Regions from separate parts of the Homo sapiens genome. Here region 1 is linked to region 2. Evidence: chromatin loops called from intact Hi-C (ENCODE). Cell type or tissue: Caco-2. All regions are shown on one strand. Each heading gives the region's core, and the rest is flanking DNA. Links, peaks and the distances in the headings are about the cores only. Region 1 overlaps LOC105370497 (a long non-coding RNA gene). Region 2 overlaps LOC101927598 (a long non-coding RNA gene).

Region 1 (10,749 bases), core at 2,868-7,867, 200 kb before region 2:
CATAATCACTACTGAAATGTCAGGAATGAATGTGAGTGAGTGGATGAGATGTCCATTGAGGAGCCATCAGCATAAAGTTGTAGATGGAAACTGTTACAGTAAGGTCCCTGAGGAGACGGGGAAAGAAAAGAGGACTGAAGACTTCATCCTAGGAAAACCCAGTATTCATATTTAAGGAGTAGGAGGAAGAGTCATGGAATATGGGAAAAGTGGTTGGAAGGACTAAGAGAACAAGGAATATACAGCGTCCTAAAACGTGGAGAGGAAGGGGTTTAGGGAGGCAGGGTTGGGGGCAGAGTAACAGGGATCAACATTTGGGTGATAGGATTATGTGGATTCTTCCCCCAAAAGTGACAGAAAAGCCACCTCTGAATGCTTGAAAGCCGGTAATGAATAAGGCAGAGGTTATGGTGTCATATGATATTGACCAGCATACAGTCAAATTTAGATCACCTACTTTACAGATCTCCCATGCATATTCCTGTTCTCTCTTCCCTTTCCCTAGTACCTCAGTGACCCCCACCAGGCAGAGCTGCTAACTGAGATGCCTGCAAAGGCCTGACCTTTCCCTTTGTTTCAAATTCTTGAGAACTAGTCTTTCTCCAAGATGCTAGGAATTAGGGGCTGCTACTGCAGGGACCTTAGAGGGCTGGGAAATCTCATTCCTCAGAAATCCTTTGACCAACTTGTAGAAGGTATTGTCTTGACAGCTGAGTGCCAAACAGCACGCTTTACTTTAGGTTCAGACTTGCCAGGGTTCCAAAACCACAGCACTGAGTTCAGCCTGCCAGCTGAAGAAGGGGCAGGGGATGGTGAACTCCTACAGATTTGCCCTGATCCTGCCATGGCTCTCAGACCTGTGAACATTTTAAGTAAAAGTCTCTTTTGATGAAGAATACAAGATATTCTATCTTCTACTTCAAAGTCTGACACAACTATTGTGTGTTCATGACATACGTATTAGGCCACTCACACATTGCTATAAAAATAGTTGAGATTGGGTAATTTATAAAAAAAAGAAGGTTTAATTAGCTCACGGTTCTGCATGTACAGGAAGCATGGTGCTGGCATCTGCTAGGCTTCTGGAGAGGCCTCAGGAAACTTACAATCATGGCAGAAGGGGAAGTGGGAGCAGGCGTGTCCCATGGCCAGAACAGGAGCAAGAAAGAGAGAGAGTGGGGAGGTGGAACACACTTAAATGACCTGATCTCGTGAGAACTCACTCCACTGTCATGAGGACGGTACCAAGGAGATAGTGCTAAAGCATCCATGAGAAATTTGCCCTTATGATTCAGTGGCCTCCTATCAGACCCCACCTCCAACACTGAGGATTACAATTCAACGTGAAACTTGGGCGGGGACAACATCCAAACTATATCAACATCTAAAGGCCTAGGTAGCTCACAATGAGTCAGTTAAGGAGGATGTCCGACCTGGGTAAAGAGCGAGGGTGGAGAACATTCATTCATTCATTCAGCATGTGCTATGTACCATGGTGGACACTCAGGATATAATGATGAAGACAGACATGATCCTCCCCTTCATGGAGGTTACAGCCCAACAGGGAGGCAGGAAACAGCAAGGCAAAGGAGATGGAGGTAAACAGAAAGGGACCTACGTTAGATAGGGTGGTCAGAGGAGGCCTCATGGAGGAGGTTACATCTAAGCCAGCTATCAAATATGAGCTATTACCGGATTTCCCAATGGGGAAAGGGCAGAGCATGAACAAAAGCATGAGCACAAAGGCCCCTTGTCAGCAAGGGTTTGCTTCTGTGAAACTGAAGGAAGATCAGGGAGGTAGGAGGGTGGTGAGCCGGGGGTTGGGTGTACTGTTGTTAAGTGAGGAGGGAGGCCATGGTGTGGAGTATGGACTTTATTCCATGTGCATCAGAAAGCCACTGAAGGTTTTAAGCAGGAGTGACAAGCTGTGGCTTGGGTTGTAAGATCTTTCTGGGTACTGTGTGGAGAATACAAGGGAGCTGGTGGAGAGTGAGAAGCTGGGAGACCAGTTTAGGAAGCCATCGCAGTGGTGAGGTGAGTGGGAACGGTGAATGTCAGAAGCTGTTGCATTGTCTGGTGTAGCATAATGGATTGGGGGGATTATCCTTTGCAAATTACACTTTACTCTCTTTTCAGCCATTATTGTGGGTGATTGAGACTCATCCGTATGAACTATTCACCTTCGTACCTCCCGTTTACAACTCAGCATTGCTGGAAGAGCTGAACAGCCGCATGGATCATTTTTCAATTATAGAAAAACAAATTCTAAGCCTGAGAGAAAAAGTGCATGAGAAAGAAAGGGAGGAATATAGCTGCTAGCAGACAAGACATATACTTCCCAGCTCCACCACTGTGACTCTTTTAATTCAAAGAGATTTTTCAATTTTCCAGTGAGATTCTGGCCTCAATTCCTGTCCTAGGCTCAGAAAAAGCACAATAGTTTCTTTATACATCTTTTCTTTTAAAAAGCTCCCTGGAAAATATTGTAAATATGCTACTATATTGAGGTTTGATAATAAAGGGAAAAATTTTGCTCTTTATACCCATTTCTACTTGAACACCTTGTTTCTCTTTATTTCTCATGTTTGCTGGGTCATTCCTACTTTAGCGTTGGCGAGTAAGAGCAGCAGCCTCCTGGGAATTTAGTGCTCGGTATCTAATATTCAGTGCTGGGTGTGGGTGTTAGCAAATGCTAGGGAAAAGAAATCTCTGTCATCCTTCCCTTTCCAGCTGTAATCACGTAGAGTTTCCCTAGTGGCATTGGTGGAACCTGAGACCTGACCTCATTGGTCCCACTAATGACTAGGTAGGAATAAATAATTTAGATTGTTAATGAGGGTTTGAGCTATTTCCCCAATGAGCCCAACTTTCCGGCAGCCTCAGACTTTAGAGCTCAGTGGAGTATGTTTCTAAAGCTGCTGCCATTTTCACACCCTTTCCTCACAGTTAGGAAATAGTTGGAATTTGGTTTTTAAAAAAAGTATGGATCTCCTGGAGATGGGCAGTCTTTGATAGCACCCTGGGAAGTAAAGTCTGTCCTAGGCTGTTCATTCATTCCAGGCATTGCTAAGGGAAGTAATACAAAACAGACCACACATGGGAACCTAATTTCTGATTTGAACTTCTTTTCCACACAATTTATAAGTTAAATCACCGTCAATCTGTGATGAATCCATTATGATCTCCTTTTTCAGGAGTTGTGCCTAAATTTGGGGGTACTTCTGACATGCCAAGGAATGAGTGGTAGTTAGCAGATCACTTCCACGTCCTTGTAGACCCACATTGGTGTCCCCTGGGCCATTCTCATCTCTATCCACTCTTTGGTTCTTGGTGCACAGGTTTACAGGTTCTCTGTGTCAGGGCTGTACTGCTCTTAGTCATACAGGAAACTCCCACTGCTCCCACACTATCCAAGTGACAAGAGCTCCATCGCCTCAGGAGCCCGGGGGACACTGATCCTCTGCCACAGTGTGGCCTGTGAAGCTGGGCAGCTCAGCCTCATCTGCTTACCTAAAGGATGGCAAACATGGACCCACCTCTCTGCACTGCAGCATGCTTTCAACACATGAACTTCTGGAGGATGTTCAAACCACAGCAACTCCTTTTGGGGATCTCATAGACCAATGGTTCTCAGTGCTGGTCCCTTGAGTGGCAGCAACAGCATCACCTGAAACTTGTTAGAATTGCACATTCTCCAGCCCCAGCCCAGGCTTACTGAATCTGAAGCCATAGGGTTGGGCCAGCAATCTGTGTTTTAACAAGCCCTACAGGTGACTCTGATGTGCTCAAGATTGAGAACAGCTGTCGCAGAGAACTTTGTGGGTTTCATTGTGCTGACTTCTACACACGAATTCCTAACTTGGGCCCATTCCTGGGCCACTGCTCTGTCCTTCCTCCCTTCAGGACCATTCATTTGTTTCTGCTCAACCCCTGAGACCTTAGCAACAGCCCAGGCAGACCCCTGCTTCTGCAGCCTGCACAGCAGGATCCCCCGAGAGGCAGCCTTCATTTGGAACAATTTCTTTCCCACTCCTGTTTCCCAACCTTTCGGGCATTGAGTTGACTAAATTCGGAGTAAGAAATAGGCCAAATCCTCTGTTCCACAAAAACTAATTACCTTCTCTGTCCTCCTCGGTCCTACTCTGTGAGGTGGGGGAGTTCTTTTCCTTCCTTTCTCAAGCACATTCCTCTGTGTTGTCCATGGCCCTCTCCACTGGGCAGGTGGCCCCGAGACGTTGGGACAAGCTCATGTCCCAAGATAGTTTTCTGGCTCCTCTGACAATCTCTGGCCCTAGAGAGAGAAGCATAGGAACATTGAAGCTGGCCAGCTTTCATCAGCCACTGATGCTGCAGCATAAGCATCACAGTTTTCCCTTGGGGGTGTGTACCTCTACTCTTGATTTATGCTCTTTCCTTTGGTTATTTTAGCTTTTCCAGGGATTTTCCATGCCTTCCTCTTTCTCCCTGCCTAAACATGAGTATAAACCCACTTGTTCAATCCCCACCTCTCAGAGAAGCTCCAATTTTGCATTTCTTGGGCTAGCCCCATTCTCTACCTCACAGCCAACATGGCTAAAAGTCAATATTTCACCCTCCACAATAAACCCCCTTGTTCTCTTGCATTTCCCTTGATCCTTTCCCAGCCTAGTGAGTTCCCATCACCCTTTGAATCTCAGTTTTGACTTCAACCATGTGCAGGTTTCCCTGACTTTTCCCCACATCCAACCAAGCCTGGGCACTGTCCACTGTGCACCTTCAGTAGCTTTTTAATGTGGGCCTCTGCAGAGCTCCTCCCCAGCTGGGGCAGGATCCCAAGGGTCTGTCTCTCATTCACTTTGCACCTTCCAGCCTAACATAGATGCTCATGTCAAACCAGTATCGTAGCAGCCTAGAAAGATCATCCCTTTTCCTAGTGGACTACCTTATAGCTGCAGAGCTGCCATGTCCAAACATACTGAAAGAGGTATAAACACACTTCCAGTCACCCCTAACAAAGCTGGAAGCCCAGAGCGGGCCCAACATTTTGTACTAAGTCACCAGGGCAATGGCTACACTCACATCCTATTCACAATTGGCCTCCTCGATGACATTCACCATCTTATGAGGCTGAGAACCCTAACCAGCTATTTACTATTTCATCACACTGAAGACCATAACTTTACTAGTCCAGAGACTCTTGCCCTGGAAGAGCCAAGTTGCAAATCTTTATGCTTCATGGGAGAACTTTCTGGAAAGTCTCAAGTCATCAACAGACAGTTTACATTCCTAGATTCACATTCCCTTGATGTGTCCACCAATCCTAAACTATTATGTCACAATCCTTACCCAATTCTAATCCAACCTCCCTCTCCTACATTAAAAGATCTCCCTTAAACCAGACGTCAGAGTCTTCATAAATAAGACCCTGTTTTCCTCCTATTGAGACTTCCTTATGGTGGAAACTATGCACTCAGCTTTGCCTTATTATCAAGTAATTTGGGGATCCAGCATGCAGCAGGGCATTGCTTACCTAGGCCTTTCCTGCTTACCTAAGGGATTATTACTTTGCATTCAAAGGTTTGCGTTCAAAGGGAGTTTTGTTCTCTCAGCGTCTTCTACAGTGAAGAAGTTCTACATCTTGACGCAGTAATGCCTATGTACTCGAATGAAAATTCGAACAGCCATGGAGACAATAGCCAAAATGCTTTCTTCTCTAGATCAAAATGACCTTCGGCTTCTGGCTGCAAAGAGCATCTGCAGACGAAAGACGCGATGATGTGGCGCCTTCTGAGAACTGACCAGCAGAGGGCGCTCTTGAGAAAGAAGAACGATGTGCAAGATTGTTCCGGTCAGGGATGGCAAATTCCACACAGGAGGCACCACTTAGCTGTAATTATTGTAAAGAATGGTAAAGGCAAGTGGATTTCCACAGAACATGAACCAGAACAGCCATGGAGTGATAGCGGTGCCAATTGCGGGAAACCTAGCGGAGAACCTTCCCAAAGTGGTATTCAGGCTAGGATTTCAAGCCTCTAGTGGGGTTTGGCCTTTTTACCAAGTCTCCTGAAATAACAGAATTTCCCCCAGTAATTCTGAGCCCTGTGGCCTTTAGGACATGCCATCTTGAAGTCGTTCTGAGCTACTTACTCTGGTGTTTCTGAGAAATTATTCTGAAACAGAAGGTCACTCTAAGCCAGAATTGGCAAACTTTTTCTGTAGAAGGCCAGATAATAGATATTTTCACTTTTGTAGGCCATACAGTATCTATGACAATCTTGCAAATAGAAGAACTATTTGGCTGAGTAGCTGGAACTGCAGACGTGCCATTTCACTTGGCTCTGAGTTATCTCATTCTGATTCTGTGGGAACTCAGTGCCTTTCCTTGTCTTTGAGCTATTTTGTAACTGTAAATTGTAGATAACTGATAGCAATGGAACAGAATTCTTGTTTTAGACATGCAACTGAATCCTGTCTAGTGGAAGCTCAACTGACTTGTCTGCCCTTCAGTAAAGAAGCCAGTTTTGCATCCATTTGGAAATTCATTTCAGTATTCCTGATCTTTAAATGTCTCTTTTTAAATTTTTGCTTTGACCAATTGTAACATCACCCTGGTTTCCAAATCTGTTTTAGAAAGCTGTCTTGCGGCATGAACCTTGTAGCTTAAAAGCAGGCACAGAAAACATGAAACTAATGGGTGTGACTGTATTCTAATGAAAATTTATAGACACTGAAATTTGAATTTCCTATAATTTTCATGTCACAAAATATTTTTAAACAATTTTCCATGATTAAAACAGTAAAACCATTATTAGCTAATAGGCCATCTAAAAACCAGCCAAATTTGGCCCATAGGCTGTGGTTTGCCAGTTCCTGCTCTGAGCCAACCCTCGGCACAACTTCTCAACTCCATCTGTAATGCCCATGTCTCTCTGAGAGAATACCTTTATAAATTCTTCTTCCTAGACCGTCTAGAAATAGTTATCCACCAAGAAAGATGAAGGAACCAAAACATCTCTTTCAGGTCCTACCATGTCTATTACTAAGCAAAGTGCTGTTAAAAATTCTGACTGAGTTAAGGGGTTTAATAAAAACACATGATTCTCAAGGGTCAAAATGACTGCCCTTTCTGGTGTGAATACTAACTGCATCATGCGTTTCTTGCCAACGAGGAGTCCCTTTGCTGACTTCGCACCAGATTAAGGGAGAGCGTGAAGGTGGAGCTGGATCTTCTGAGGTTTGGGCCCTCAAAACAACCTTACCGGTTGAGATTCTGGACATGGGACTTAACTCTCTAGCTTCTGTTTCCTATTCTGTAATGTGAGGGGATATTATTATCTGATAAGGCTTTTGGGAGGGTGTTAAGAGCCAAAACACGGTAGGCACTAAATTGATGTTAGCTTTTATTACCCAACAGATAGAGATAAGCCCTAAGAAATGCCATGTCTTTCTGTGAGAAAAGAGGTGCTCTTTAGTGTTAGTGATGGGATGTAATAGGAATGGATTGTAAGATCTTGGAGAACAGGATACAAACTAAGTTCTTCTTTTTTCTGAATTACTTAGCTTAACTCAGTGCCTGGCACCTGAAGTGGTCTCAAAAGTAAGGAAAAACCGGTACTTCAATAGAAAACAATGCATTGTTTATAGTATTACTCTTCCAAGTTATCTAATTCTTTTTTTCTTTCTCTTTTTTGTTTTTAGAAACAGGGTCTTGCTATGTTTCCCAGGCTGGACTGGGCTCAAGCGATCCTCCCGCCTCAGCCCGATCTTCCTGCCTCAGCCTTCTGAGTAGCTGGGACTACAGGCATGAGCCTCAGCACTTGACTCGGAATTATCTAATTCTGATTCTGTGGGAGCTCAGTGCCTTTCCTTGCCTTTGAGCTATTTCGTAACTGTAAATTGTAGATAACTGATAGCAATGCAAAAGAATCCTTGTTTTAGACATGCAACTGAATCATGTCTAGTGGAGGCCTAACTGACTTGTCTCCTCCTTTGTGAAAGAGGCCAATTTTGCACCCATTTGCAAATTCATTTCAGTATTCCTGATCTTTAAATCTCTTTTATTTATTTTTGCTTTGGCCACTGGTAACATCTGCCTTGTTTCCTTATTAATAATGAGTTAGAGAAAATCTTTGACGTGTTCATTTAATACCTATGTGAGAGTCATGATTTCGCTTTTGTTTTTGTGGAAAATTGTCTTTCAATATGCTGTTTAATTATGAAATTGAATTCAGGAACGTTTTCCTAGAAAACATTCGAACGTGGTCCTAGGGAATGACCTAAAACACTTCTATGCTGCCTTTTTGAATCATCTCCTCTTTCCATTTACGGTCTACTCATGACTCTGCCACTACATTTCTATATAATTTTGAATGGCACTTCAACTTTCCCATCTGGAAAGTAGGGAGTGGAACTCAAAGGCATTCTATAAGACAGCAGTTCTCAAACTTCATGGTCTAGGGACTTCTACACTTTTGAAAATTATTGAGGACCTCCTAAAATTATCAGGGCTTTGGCTTATGTGGGTTGTAGCTCTTGTTATTTGCCATATTAGAATTAAAACTGAGAAAATTTAAAAAATATGTATTTATGAGGCTGGGCATGGTGGCTCACGCCTGTAATCCCAGCACTTTGGGAAGCTGGGGTGGGTGGATCACAAGGTCAGGAGTTCGAGACCAGCCTGGCCAACATGGCGAAACCCTGTCTCTACTAAAAAAATTCAAAATAAGCTGGGCATGGTGGCCTGTGCCTGTAATCCCAGTTATTCAGGAGGCTAAGGCAGAATTGCTTGAACCCGGGAGGCAGAGGTTGCATTGAGCTGAGATCATGCCACTGCACTCCAGCCTGGGCAACAGAGCAAGACTCCATCTCAAAAAAAAATGTATTAATTCATTGAAAATAACAATAACAAGCCCATTACATGGTAACATAAATAACATATTCTTATGACAAATAACTATATTTTTCAAAACAAGAAAATATACAGTGGGAACAGTGGCATTGTTTTACATTTCTGCAAATTGCTTTATTGTCTGGCTTAAGAGAAGACAGATTCTTGTATGTGCATTTGCATTCAATTTGTTGTGACGTCAATATGTAGCCTCTAAAATATCCAATTATGTTCATGAAAGAAGGCAAGTAAAAAAGGCAAATAACATCATAATAATATTATGAAAATAGTTTTGACCTTGCAGATTCCCTGAAAGCGGCTCAAGTCCCCTCAAGAGTTACTGGAACACTCTTTGAGAACTGCTGTTATAAAGTAAACCAAGACAACCTAGAGGTGGGAGTAGTGATTTTTTTATGATGGGCATGCCAGTACATCATGCTGGTCCCTTCTTAGAGTGACAATTGGCTTTCCTAAGCATTCCGGAACAGCCTTTCCTTGGGCGCACACATACGCAAGTGTGTGCATGTGTAGCAGCATCTGTTGATCTGTGCTGGGATTCTGTGTTACAAGCTTGAGTGGGACATCGTATATCCCTGGAGTAGGAACAGGAAGTAGATTGACGGTGGGGGAAGGAGATAAGCTCCATTCTTTTTTCCCAAAGAAGCTCTGAGTGAGTCCCTGAAACTGCATTTGCAAGGGCCTTTGTCCTAGAATTCGTTCTTGATCCTTTTCTCAAATCACGGCTTGGAGAGTGAAGTCTCTGGAAGCTTCTACTCTTACTCAGATGACCCTGCTTCTGACCCTTGGAGGGTCACTGGGCTCTAAGATGACAGAAAAGCAGGTATTGGAAGAGTAGTCAGTAAAGGAAGAGAGTTTTCCTTCCTGAAAGTCCTGAAGAAAAAAAAACACTCTGTGCCTTCCCTGTTAGAATCACTCTTCTTGTTCTTCCTTGCACAGGCTCCTTGATACCAGGAAATATTTTCAGTGCAAGATGAACCTGGAAGCTACTGCTGATACTTTCTAGGTACCAAATGACCACTGTGAAGAAAATGTAAATATTGACATGAGCTCACTGATTTCTTCCTTTTAGAGAAGTAACTCAGAGATTTGAAGTTTATAAATAATCCGCTTATTCTATAAATAAGAACAGACTCAGAGCTTTTATTATCACCTCCCTTTTATGTACTTACATTCCAATTTACACCATAAGATAATGGTTAAGAATTAAATCTTTGGAATCGGGACAAACCTAGGTTTATATCCTTGGTCTGCCACTTCATGGTAATGGGAATTTAGAGAAATGTCAACCGTTCTAAACCCTAAATTCCTCATCTATAAAGTAGGGGTGAGTTACTTTGAGATCCCTGCAAAGCAGAGCCTGAGTCAAGGACCTGGATGCAGGTAGTTTATTAAAGGTAGTGTTGAGGGTGATCCCAGAAAGAAGCAATGTAGGAAGAGAGAAAATGAGGCAGATTTAAGTGAGAAAAACAATATGGCATATTATTGGGCTGGTTACTCTTGTGGCTGATTGAGGACTGGGCATCCTCTTAGGGATGCTCAGAGAAATCATATAAAATGCATCCAGAGATGTCCCTCTGAAAGGGTGGGAGCCTGAGACTTTTCTCCAGACTCGTCCCTCATTGGCTGAGGATTGCCCCAGGGGCACCAATTTTCACTGGGAAGAATGAGCTTGCAGAGAACTCTCCACTGCCGCTGTGGCTGAAATCAGCAGTGGATCGTGGATGTGTCATGAGGCACAAAGCTATCTGCTACAGGAGATAAATAATGACCGTGTCCTAGAGTTAGTGTGAAAATTAGATGAAGTGCTGTCTATAAAATGTCTAGCATTGTGCCTTGCTCAAAGGTAAGTACTAAGTAAGCAT
Region 2 (10,749 bases), core at 2,837-7,836:
CTTTTCCCATTTTGAACAAATTATATGCTCTGGGTGCTTTTAATGACTTCTGGGGTTGTTGTGATTTCTGCAAAATCAAGAGAACTAATAAGAGTAGCTGGAGGTATGTGATCATTTTCTAAAAAATTGAAGGCTCAGTAGTTTGGCAAAAGATGACAGCAGGAGGTCTTAATGAGTTAGACCAGAAATTAATCTTGTCTTGTTTCTCCTTTAACTGTTTTTTCCCCCTGTGTCTTTGGCTGATTCTAGCAGCTGTTCAATTGTGTAATTAAGTCACTTCTAAGAGATCCGAGAAGCTGGGTCAGTACTATATGTTCTAGTGATCACTGGCTATCAAGATAAAGCTTGAATTGATATTTTGAGCAGTTATAAAACTCATGCTGCCCCATTTTCATGGAAACTGGCAACTGAAAATGCTAATGGTATTCAGAACCCTACTGCCATCAACAACTCCAAGGAGGGATAAAATCCAGAGCTAGCCTGATGCCTCCAACAATATTTCTCAAACAGTAATTAGTCATTAGGAAAAAAACATAAAGCAAGAAATGCACATTAAAATGATGTATAACATAACCACATTTAAGAATGTATTCCAATACCAAATGTCAAATTTCAACAATGCAAAAACCACAATTACATTTGCATCAGCCTAATAGCTAGGAATGAGAAAAACAGACAGGATAAAATATAGTCTAAGAAATGGAAAATGTTACTGTTCACTCTATTCCACCTGCACAGGAAGAATCTTCACATCCCACTTGGAGGTGTGCCCCTTTGCCTTTATCCTTATTTCCTTCCTGGAGATTGTACATAAATTCCTTATAAATGAAAAAGAGTCACTTTCTGAAAGTGTAAATTGAAATGTGCTGGCTGTATAAACTTATCAAATTAGTTTTGCTGTTGGAGGAAATCTTAATTAAAAGGCTGCTTTGAAATAAGGAAGTGTAATAAAACATTTTTCATTTTGTTTGCTTTCACGCCAGCCACATTCACTTTTATGATTTAATTTTTATTTTTCTTATTTAATGGATGACATTAGATTTGTCTTCCCAGCAGGTTCATTTTCAAAAAGTTAATGAAGTCAAGCTAAGCATATATGGTAGATCATTAGGGTTTCTGCTTACAACCACCAATATCCCATAGTCTTTGATTCCACTTTCTGTTTGGGGACACGATGGGATTTATCAGAAAAATGAATTCCTCTGTCTAAATACAGAGGACATAGCCACGTCCTCTGATTCATGTATTACGAAATCACTTGGGAACTATCAGAATTACAGAGGAAACAGCACCCCGTCCATCTTCTCCAAATGAGTAAATTTGCCATGAGATCACATTTTTTGTGGCTTTACACAATAAAGAATTGAACAAAAGTAAGATTTGATCTATGAGAATCAAAACTTGAGAATTTTTAAATTGGTGTGTAGTAACCCAGTGTTATTAGGGGTTAGGGATCAGTGTTTTAAGCATTTGTTGAAGGCTGGTGTCACTTAACTTTTTATAAAATCTTTTTCTTTGTTTAAAGGTGAGACTCGACCCTTCTTTTCCCACGTGAGGCTTCTTATGGAAAGAGCACAGGTATCTGGGGTCTAAAGGCCTTGGTTAGTCTGCTATTTCCAGCCAAGATGGAATAACAGGAATGGGATTTAAAATTCCTACCTGAAACAACCACAAAACTAGGGGTAAAAAAAATGAAAGAATGTTTTTCAAAACATGGAAAATAGGAAACAGTTCTGTGACACTTGAGAGATGGTAAAAAAAATGAGGTGAGCCTTACAATCTGTAGAGTCAGTGCGATTCTAAGTAAAATCTCAGAAATTTTTAAATAGAAATTGACAAGATTTGTACAGAAATGCAAAGGACCAAAAATAGTCAAAACAACTTTGAAAAAGAACAGCAAATTTGGAGGGCTTATCTACCTGATTTCAAAACTACTTATTATAATGCTATAGTAATCAGTATGGTATCGGCATAAAAATAAACAAATAGATCAATGGAACAGAATAGAGATTATAATAATGGAGTTACATATATCTGGTCAATTGACAGTTAACAACGGTGCAAAGGAAATTCAGGGGAGAAAGGATAGTCTTTTCAATAAGGGGTGCTGAAAAAAATAGATATCCGTTTGCAAAAAAAGTAAATAAATTTTAAAAACTCCAATACACATCTCACATCATATAAAAAATTAATCAGAATAAATCATAGACCTAAAAGCAAAACCAAAACTACAAAACCTTTAGAAGAGCATATAGGAGAAAATCCCTATGACCTTGGGTTACAAAGACTTGTTAGATACAGAACTAAAAACATGATCTAAAAAAATTTTTTGGTAAATTGGACATCATTAAAATTTGAAACGTCCATCCTCAAAAGACATTATTAAAAGAATGAAAAGGAAATCTACAGAATGAGAAGAAATATTTGAAAAATCACATATCCGATAAAATATTTATATATGAATATATAAGGAATTCACAAAACTCAATAATATGCCAACGAACAACCCAATTTTTGTAAGTGGGCAAAAGATCTGAACAGACACTTCACTAAAGAAGATATTTGAATGACTAATAGGCACATGAAAATATGTTCAACATCATTAGTCATTATGGAAATGCAAATTAAAATCACAATGAGATGTTACTACCTATTACAGTGTCCAAAATGGAAAAGACTAACCATACCAAGTATTGGCAAGGATGTGGAGTATCCACGTATGAAATTCTCATACATGCTGGTATGACCATTTCGGGAAGACAGTTTAGCTGTTTGTGAAAAATCTAAACATATACTGATCAAATAATGCAGACATTCCATTTTTAGATTTTTACCCCAAAGAAATGAAAACTTAGGTCTGCTGCAAATATTTTCACGTCAGTGTTTATAGAAGCTTTATTCATTATAGCCCCAAAGTAGAAATAATCTAAATGTCCATCATCAAAAGAATGAATAGTGGCATACCCATCTAAAGACACATTCCCTAACAATAAAATGGAATAATACACAAAACAACAGGAATGAATCTCATGATAATTATGCCAATAACGCTAGACAAAAAAGCATATACACTATATGTTTCCATTTATGTAAAATTTGTATAAAATGAAAACTATAGTGACAGCAGATCAACGGTTGCCTGGGGATGGCAGTGTGGGGGTGGAGACTGGGGGATTCCAAAGGGGCATGAGGAAATGGATGGGATAAAGGATATGTTCATTATCTTGATTGTGGTACTGGTCTCATGGGTTTATACTGTCAAACTGATCAAAGATCAAATTTTGTATTTTAAATATGTGCATGCAGTCTATTGTATGTCAATCATACTTCAATAAAGTTGTTTAAGAAAAAGGCCTGTCTTCAAGTCACAGTTGTGTAATCTCAAACAAGTGTTTTCACCTCTCTGCACCTGAATTCCCTCAAGGGTCAAATGAGGAGAATAACACACACCTCACAAGGTTGCTGTGCCGGGCGAGATTCTGTAGCAACAGCCCTGAAAAAAGCACTAAATCAACGCCATGGAGAGCATCTTGTCTTCCCTGTAAGGAAGTTAATTTTCCGATTGATCCCTCAGCAGAATGGCAGTGTTCCCTCTCTAGGTCGTCCCTTTTATCTTCAGAAATCAAAGAACATGACTTTTGAAGCTAGAGTCGTTAGATCTCTTAAATGCCTTTAGAAACAACGTTAGATGGGGAAAAATGAGAACACACAGGAAATTAAAAAGCAACAGCATAAGCATCTGCAGCTTTGTTGAGCACTTGTGAAAATTGGGCTTGCCCTACCATCAAAGGACACAATAAATTTAAGCCATCTGACCTATGTGTAACCCCTGCACACACACAAATGAATATATGTATCATATTCATATGATACACAATTATGAAAGGAAAATAAATTTAAAAAAAATAAACCACAGCCAGGCACGGTGGCTGATGCCTGTAATCCCAGCACTTTGGGAGGCCGAGGCGGACGGATCACGAGGTCAGGAGTTCAAGACCAGCCTGGCCAACATAGTGAAACCCCGTCTCCACTAAAAATACAAAAATTAGCCAGGCATGGTGGTGCATGCCTGTAGTCCCAGCTACTCCGGAGGCTGAGGCAGAAGAATCGCTTGAACCTGGGAGGTGGAGATTGCAGTGAGCCAAGATTGCCCCTCTACATTCCAGTTTGGGCAACAGAGTGAGACTTCGTCTCAAATAAATAACAAATAAATAAACCGCATATGCTTTAGAGTCAGACTTTGAATCAGATCCTGACTCACTGGCTCCGTGACACCTTGGACAGCTCCCTCAATCGTGCTAAGCCTCAGTTTTCTCACTTGTAGAACACTATCCTGGAGTAAGAAACTGGAAAAACAAACAAACAAACAAACAAAACCATGTAAAATACCTAGGACAGTATCTGGCACAGGATGGAGCTCAGTGAAACAGCTTCCCTAAGGTAACACACCAGACTGATCACACTTGAATTCAAACCTCCTGGTCCCAGGTCAATAATTTTTCTATTATCCTCTGTTGCTAGTTTACCTGGGTAGTCTGTGGCAGAGGGGCAATTAGATACCGGGTGTCTTAACTCTCAGTCTGGTGTTGTTGCCATTGCACAAGGTCATTTTTAAGAAATCACCACTAATGAGAATCTATTAATTAGGGGGAAAACGGCACCTAGAGATGGAATCATACTGGTTGAGGGACCAGGGAAAATCCCTTTGGATCCTATTCCAATGCTACTAATTACTACCAGGTCAGTCCCCAGTGTGACACCTGTCCTTCCACTGGTCATTCCCTGTTTGCCATTGTCCCTGCAGCGGAACCCTTTCCAGAGCTTTCTACCTGGAAGCCGCATCACCCCCGCCACTCGCGCCCCTCGCCTCCGCCACCCCAGCACTGGACTGGGCGGGATGTTGGGAGTACATAATTGTTGTTGTGGCGGCTCTCAACCACAAGATGGCAGCACATGACTCTCTTTCAGAAAAGAAACCTGCAGCAGGGGAATTTTGCAACCTGGCACGTTTCAATTAAGATGAAAATATATTTTTAGAAGTTGCCTCCGTCACCCTTCAAATGGTAAGCATAAACCAAAGAACACAAAAGGAGACTGCTAAGGCATGAGGATTAGGGATGAAGGGAAGACTAAAGTAGACAGTCCCTGTAGAGGTGCTTGGAAGCTGTAGGATTTGCCTTCTTGGTGTTTGCACTAGGTCTTGTTGCTGCTCTCTTCTTTGTTCACATTCTTGCCAGAGCTCATAACTCCAAAATTAACTATCCTAGGGGTCTCTGTCCTTGATCGAGTCTATCTGAGCCTTGACCAGGCTTTAAAATTCTGAATTCCTCTATTTCCATTAAGATGTGAGTGTATTCCTTATTTCTTTTCCCATAATATCAAGGGCACGGGGTTTTTTTTGTTGTTGATGTTGTTGTTTTTTACATTTCTCTGCCTGTTCTCTGCTGCTGCACGTCCACTTCAGACATCATTTATTGTTGTGATTATGCCGGTATCAGGAGATGGAGTGGATTTCAATCTCCATCCCACCTCAGACACACCAAGGTCTGAGCTAAAGTAGTCCTAGCTACCTCAGCACCTCGGCCCCAGGTAGCCCTCTGCGGATGGGTTCTCATCTTCTTTCCAAGTTCTTCCTTCTCACCTGGAATGTAAACACCTGTGAAGGGCAGAGTGTGGCACCTAGGGCATTTTAAACTCCTCCTTGGGAGCTCATAAATCCTTTTTTTTTTTTTTTTTTTTTTTTGAGATGGAGTCTCACTCTGTTACCCAGGCTGGAGTGCAGTGGTGTGATCTCGGCTCAATGCAACCTCCGCCTCCTGGGTTCAAGCAATTCTCCTTCCTCAGCCTCCCGAGTAGCTAGGATTGCAGGCATGAACCACCATGTCTGGCTAATTTATTATTATTATTTTTTAGTAGAGATGGGGTTTCGCCATGTTGGCCAGGCTGGTTTCGAACTCCTGACCTAAGGGGATCTGCCCGCCTTGGCCTCCCAAAGTGCTGGGATTACAGACGTGCACCAACACACTTCGCTGATTTTTGTATTTTTAGTAAAGACGGGGTTTTACCATGTTGGCCAGGCTGGTCTCAAACTTCCAACCTCAAGTGATCCACCAGCTTGGCCTCCCAAATGCTGGGATTTCATAAACCTCATGTTTCAAGCAAGAGAATATTTTGATTACCTAAAGTAATTAGAAGCCCTGCGCTTAAATTGGGAATCATCATCTTTCCTATTAGGTCTTGAGGAAATGTGATACAGACGCATAGACAAATAATCGGAATATAAACTCCTGAGGGAGTGGAGAGAGTTGGTTAGTGATGATTCCTAATGAAGAAGTGAGCAGGGGTTAGCTAGGCTTATCTGGAGGCGGGGCGCTGGGGTGAGGAAAGGCATTCTCTTTAGAGAGCAGTACCTAAGGGGTGGAAGTGAGAAACAGCAAAATGCAAGCAAGCAACCATGGGCAGCTCTGTCCTGTGAGAGAGTAAAGCACGGAGAGTCAGTAATGGATAGGCTCTTGCCATAGGCAGTATAGATCATAGGGTGCCTTTGTATAGATCATAGGGTGCCTTGTACGCCATACAAAAGGGCTGGGTCTCCTGCTCTAGGTGGTGGATGGTCGCTCAAGGGTTTGATGAAGACAGTTCATATTTCAAATAGATTGCTGAACCCTTAAGGTGGAGGAGATATTTAGGAAGGCTATTCCTGTAAGTAGGGACCCAATGGGGGCATGGTTGCAGTAATGCAGGAAAGAGACAAAAGGGGTCAGAGTCGGGATATGGGACAAGATACAGAGGGGCATTTAGGAGCCCACTCAGGAAGACCCCATCAACTGGTTGGATGTAAAGCTGAGGAAGTAGAGACGGGTACAGCGATTACATTCTGTAATGTAATGGGCGCTGGATGGGAAGAGGAGAGAGGTGGGTGATGGGGTGGGGCTGGTGAAGTGGAGCTAGTGGGGTGGGGACTAGGTAGGGCTGAGCTGGGTATGGGGAAAAGGAAGCTCTTGTTTTGTTGTATTTTGGGGATTGTTTAGAACAGGAGGGCGCTTGACACATTTAGGGACTGAGCGGGGAAGAAACAAGTAGAGTGTGATAAATTGAAGGTGCAGGAGAAAGATGAAGAGGCACGATCCTAAGAGGACTGGAGGAGGCTCAGGTGAGGAGCATGGGCTTTGCAGGAGGGTGTGTGTCTTTTTCCCTGAGACTGGAGGGAAGACCATCAGGCTGGGTGGATGGGCAGAGATGACTTTGTTAAGTGAGAGGGCAGGAAGTGGACTCTGCAAAAGAGCAGCAGAAAAAAGATTAGAGGTGGGAGATCTTGGAGAACCGTGTAGCCTGGTGGCCACCAGCACAGGCTCTGGAGTCAGGCTGACTTAGATTGCAGTGCCAGCTCCACCACTTACTGGCCATTTGGCCTTGGGCAAACTCTCTGATCTTTCTAAGGACTCAGTTTCCTTATAAAAGGGGATGATAAGACCTCCCTCATAGGATTATTGCGAGAACGAAATGAGATTCCATGCATTCTCTGAAGGAGATTGACAATGATGAAGACCATGCAGCAAATCGAGGAGCTAAATATGCCAGACAGATTTCATGGTCTAAACAGTTTATATGTCTTTTGATTGCCTCCCACAAGACTGAAAATAACTTGGGGGTAGGGGTCATATGTCTTGCTTTTCTTGGTCTTCCTGGCATTCAGTGCAATGCCTGCTTCATCAAGGGCTCTCAGTCAAGTTTGTTAAATGACTGAATAAATCAATTGCCCAGTCAACCCAACCATAGCTCCAGCTTCCAACTGCCAGACTGTGCACTTCCCATTCTACCGCACTACCTTTCTTGGTCCAGCCTTAACGTCTCTGTTTACCAACATTGTTACACTATTTGTGATTACTAAAGAGTAACAGTTCCTTGAATTGGGCACTATATTTTGGTTCTGGAAATGCAAAAGCACATTATTGTTTATCATGGAAGTCAGGTGATCTAGTTCTGCTAGTTAATTGACTAATTAACTACTAATTAATTAGCTAATAATTAAGTTAATTAATTCCTAAGAATTAAAAAGGAAAGGAGAGGGCGATTTATTGCCAGAGAGGCTTCTCTAAGTGTTTTTATGGCCACTTTCATCCTGTGTGTGACTGAGCTTTAGCACGTTGACCAGGTTAAGGATCTGGATGCCAGAAAAGCCACACCTGGGCCTGGTGGGGCAGAGAAAGGGCTGCTGCAGCCATGGAGCCAGCGCTCTCAGGCCTCAGCGGTTTCAGGTGCCCCAGCCAAGTGAGAGGCAGAGTGGGCGCTTGGCCGCTGAGAGAAGGTCAAGACATGAATAATGGAGGCCACAGGCACACCTTCCAGAGCTGTGTCTGCTTGCTAGGCTTTTCAACCTTGGCCACCCCACCTTTAAAAAAAAAGAAAACCTTTAAAAACATGAAAAGACCCAACATCTCCTTCCTTGCCCATCTCTCTCTCTCTCCTCTGCCCCCTCAGATGAAAGGCAGCAATGCAGCTAAAATGTTCCCACAAACGTTCAGGTACAGGGGAGCTGTCAAGATCAGCGTGCCACGGAGGCAAAACAAGGAACTTGGAAGAGCCATAAACTGCACACCACCCCCTCCTCAAATAACCCCAGGCTTAGCAAAGGAGCCTCTGCAAGCAGAGATGGAGTTTGTAAGGATTAAATTTCCTCCTCCCACAAGCCCCCAATTGCAAAAAGCCAAACTTTCTGGGTTCTTCCTACCAAACGACTCCCTTCTGACCACCAGAGGTCAGGCTGCAGTTAGGAACAGGCAGTAGGTCCCCAAAGGAGAGATCTGACCTAGTTCCTCCCAGGCCCTCCGGGGCACGTCTGGAGCTCCCCCAGACTCACCCAAGCTCGCCCAGCAGGGGCCTGTGGATTCCTTTCTCCTCTGTAATGGACAGGGGCAGGCACACCAGAAGCTGCCTGGAGTGTGATAAACCGAAGGTACGAAGAAAGATGAAGAGACAACATTTAAGAGGGCTGGAGGAGGCGCAGCGGAGGAGAATGAGCCTCCTGAATGAGTCATCCCCCACTTCAACTTATTAGGTTTGAGAACCACTCACCTAAGAATCCCGCGAAGCAGGGAGCTGATTAAAAAGCAGATTTGGCTGGGCACGGTGGCTCACGCCTGTAATCTCAGCACTTTGGGAGGCCGAGACGGGTGGATCACGAGGTCGGGAGATCGAGACCATCCTGGCTAACACGGTGAAACCCCATCTCTACTAAAAATACAAAAAAATTGGCCAGGCGTGGCGGCGGGCGCCTGTAGCTCCAGCTACTCGGGAGGCTGAGGCAGGAGAATGGCGTGAACCCGGGAGGCGGAGCTTGCAGTGAGCCGAGATGGCGCCACTGCACTCCAGCCTGGGCGACAGAGCGAGACTCCGTCTCAAAATAAATAAATAAATAAATAAATAAATAAATAAATAAATAAATAAATTAAAAAGCAGATTCCTGGGCTCTGTTTGTGAAGGCCAGTTCTGCAGGTTGGGAATTGGGCCCAATGCCCTGCGTTTTATGCAAGCTCTTTGAGAGGTCCTGACGTTGGTGGTGCACTGCTGTACTTTGAGCAGATAATGCTTTAAGCAGTTGCTCAAACCTGGGGGCAGTCGCTAAGCACAGACTTTGGTTTTGTGCAATACCTGAGACTCAAGCAGGCAGATGGGATTAGGCCTACGTACCCTGCTACCTCAGGCCTGTAGGCCATTGAATGCATGCTTGCTGGAACACCTGAAGTGAGGCAGCTACTCCTGGCCCCATCCACTCCCAAGCTGGGAGGAAGGAAAATTCGTACTGCTCTGTGCAGGATGAAGACCATTGCAGGCTGGCCTGCCATCTCCGGATGCCTTCCTACTCCACGTTCCTTCTCATCATTTCTGAGCACTGGTTTCCTTATTCTGTCCCCTTTGATGTGCCTCCATCCTCCTCATTGCTCAGAAAAAGCATCCTGGATTTAGAGGTAGTTAAGCTCCCTTCCCAGGATAATCCTTGCTTGTTGTCCTTCCTTGGTGCTAAGACACAATCTACCACATGAGCACCTCGATGTACTAGGAACTTTTCAGAGAGGAGTGGGAATGAAATATGACATTAAATATCCATATCCAATGGAAGATGCAGCCCCCTTCCAGAATCGATAAAAAGTGCATTTTAGCGTTGAGGAAGTTTTCTCTCCTTTTCTAATGATCCAGTGTTACTGTATTCATTCGACCCCAATTCATTGAGTGCCTGCTGAGCCAAGGACCTGCCGTAAGTGCTAGCGTATGTTAAGCTAGATTAAGCTAGATGGACAAGGGTCTCACCTTCACAGGTCCACATTATGGTATAGGACGCAGGCAAAGAATAATCAATAAGTGAATTAGTGAATCAGAGTTGTGATTGCTGGTATTAACAAATAAACAGGGTTCTGTGATAGAGACACAGTGGAGAACCAATTTTGGAATGAGTGGTCATGGAAGAACTTTCTGGGGAGGGGAGGTGGAGCTGAGGTCAGAATGAAGAGTACAGGTAAGGCACCCCGCGATGTGGGGAGTAAGAGCCACCCCCTCGCCCCCCCCCCCGGCTCTTACGTTCCACATGGCAGGGGGGTGAGTCACCCCCCGCGATGTGGGGAGTAAGAGCCACCCCCTTGCCCCCCATGGCTCTCATGAACCACATGGCAGGGGGGTGAGTCGCCCCTCGCGATGTGGGGAGTAAGAGCCACCCCCTCGCCCCCCCTGGCTCTCAAGACGCACATGGCAGGG

What was found. Hi-C counts contacts between places; a loop is a spot of excess contacts. Peaks named below come from ENCODE experiments on the same cell type or tissue, not always from the same donor. Only the 100,000 strongest peaks of a DNase experiment are listed, where the experiment ranks them.
Region 1: it touches region 2 in a loop (9-fold over the local background); 54 of 110 quality-filtered maps call a loop at or near these places.

The regions. Positions count from the first base shown.
Region 1 is chr14:51,974,317-51,985,065 of GRCh38, reverse strand. It overlaps LOC105370497 (a long non-coding RNA gene), which reads left to right. Exons shown (of 3, transcript XR_007064166.1): 3 at 2,137-2,540. Among named protein-coding and RNA genes, the nearest start is that of RTRAF, 9.9 kb to the left of the region's middle. In Caco-2, for the core only: a CTCF peak has its summit at 5,775 (motif pointing right); a DNase peak (open chromatin) is centred at 5,805.
Region 2 is chr14:51,774,475-51,785,223 of GRCh38, reverse strand. All of the region lies in intron 1 of LOC101927598 (a long non-coding RNA gene), which reads right to left. Among named protein-coding and RNA genes, the nearest start is that of GNG2, 81 kb to the left of the region's middle. RefSeq lists an enhancer at 5,135-5,204 and a silencer at 9,013-9,182. In Caco-2, for the core only: a CTCF peak has its summit at 4,948 (motif pointing right); a DNase peak (open chromatin) is centred at 4,903.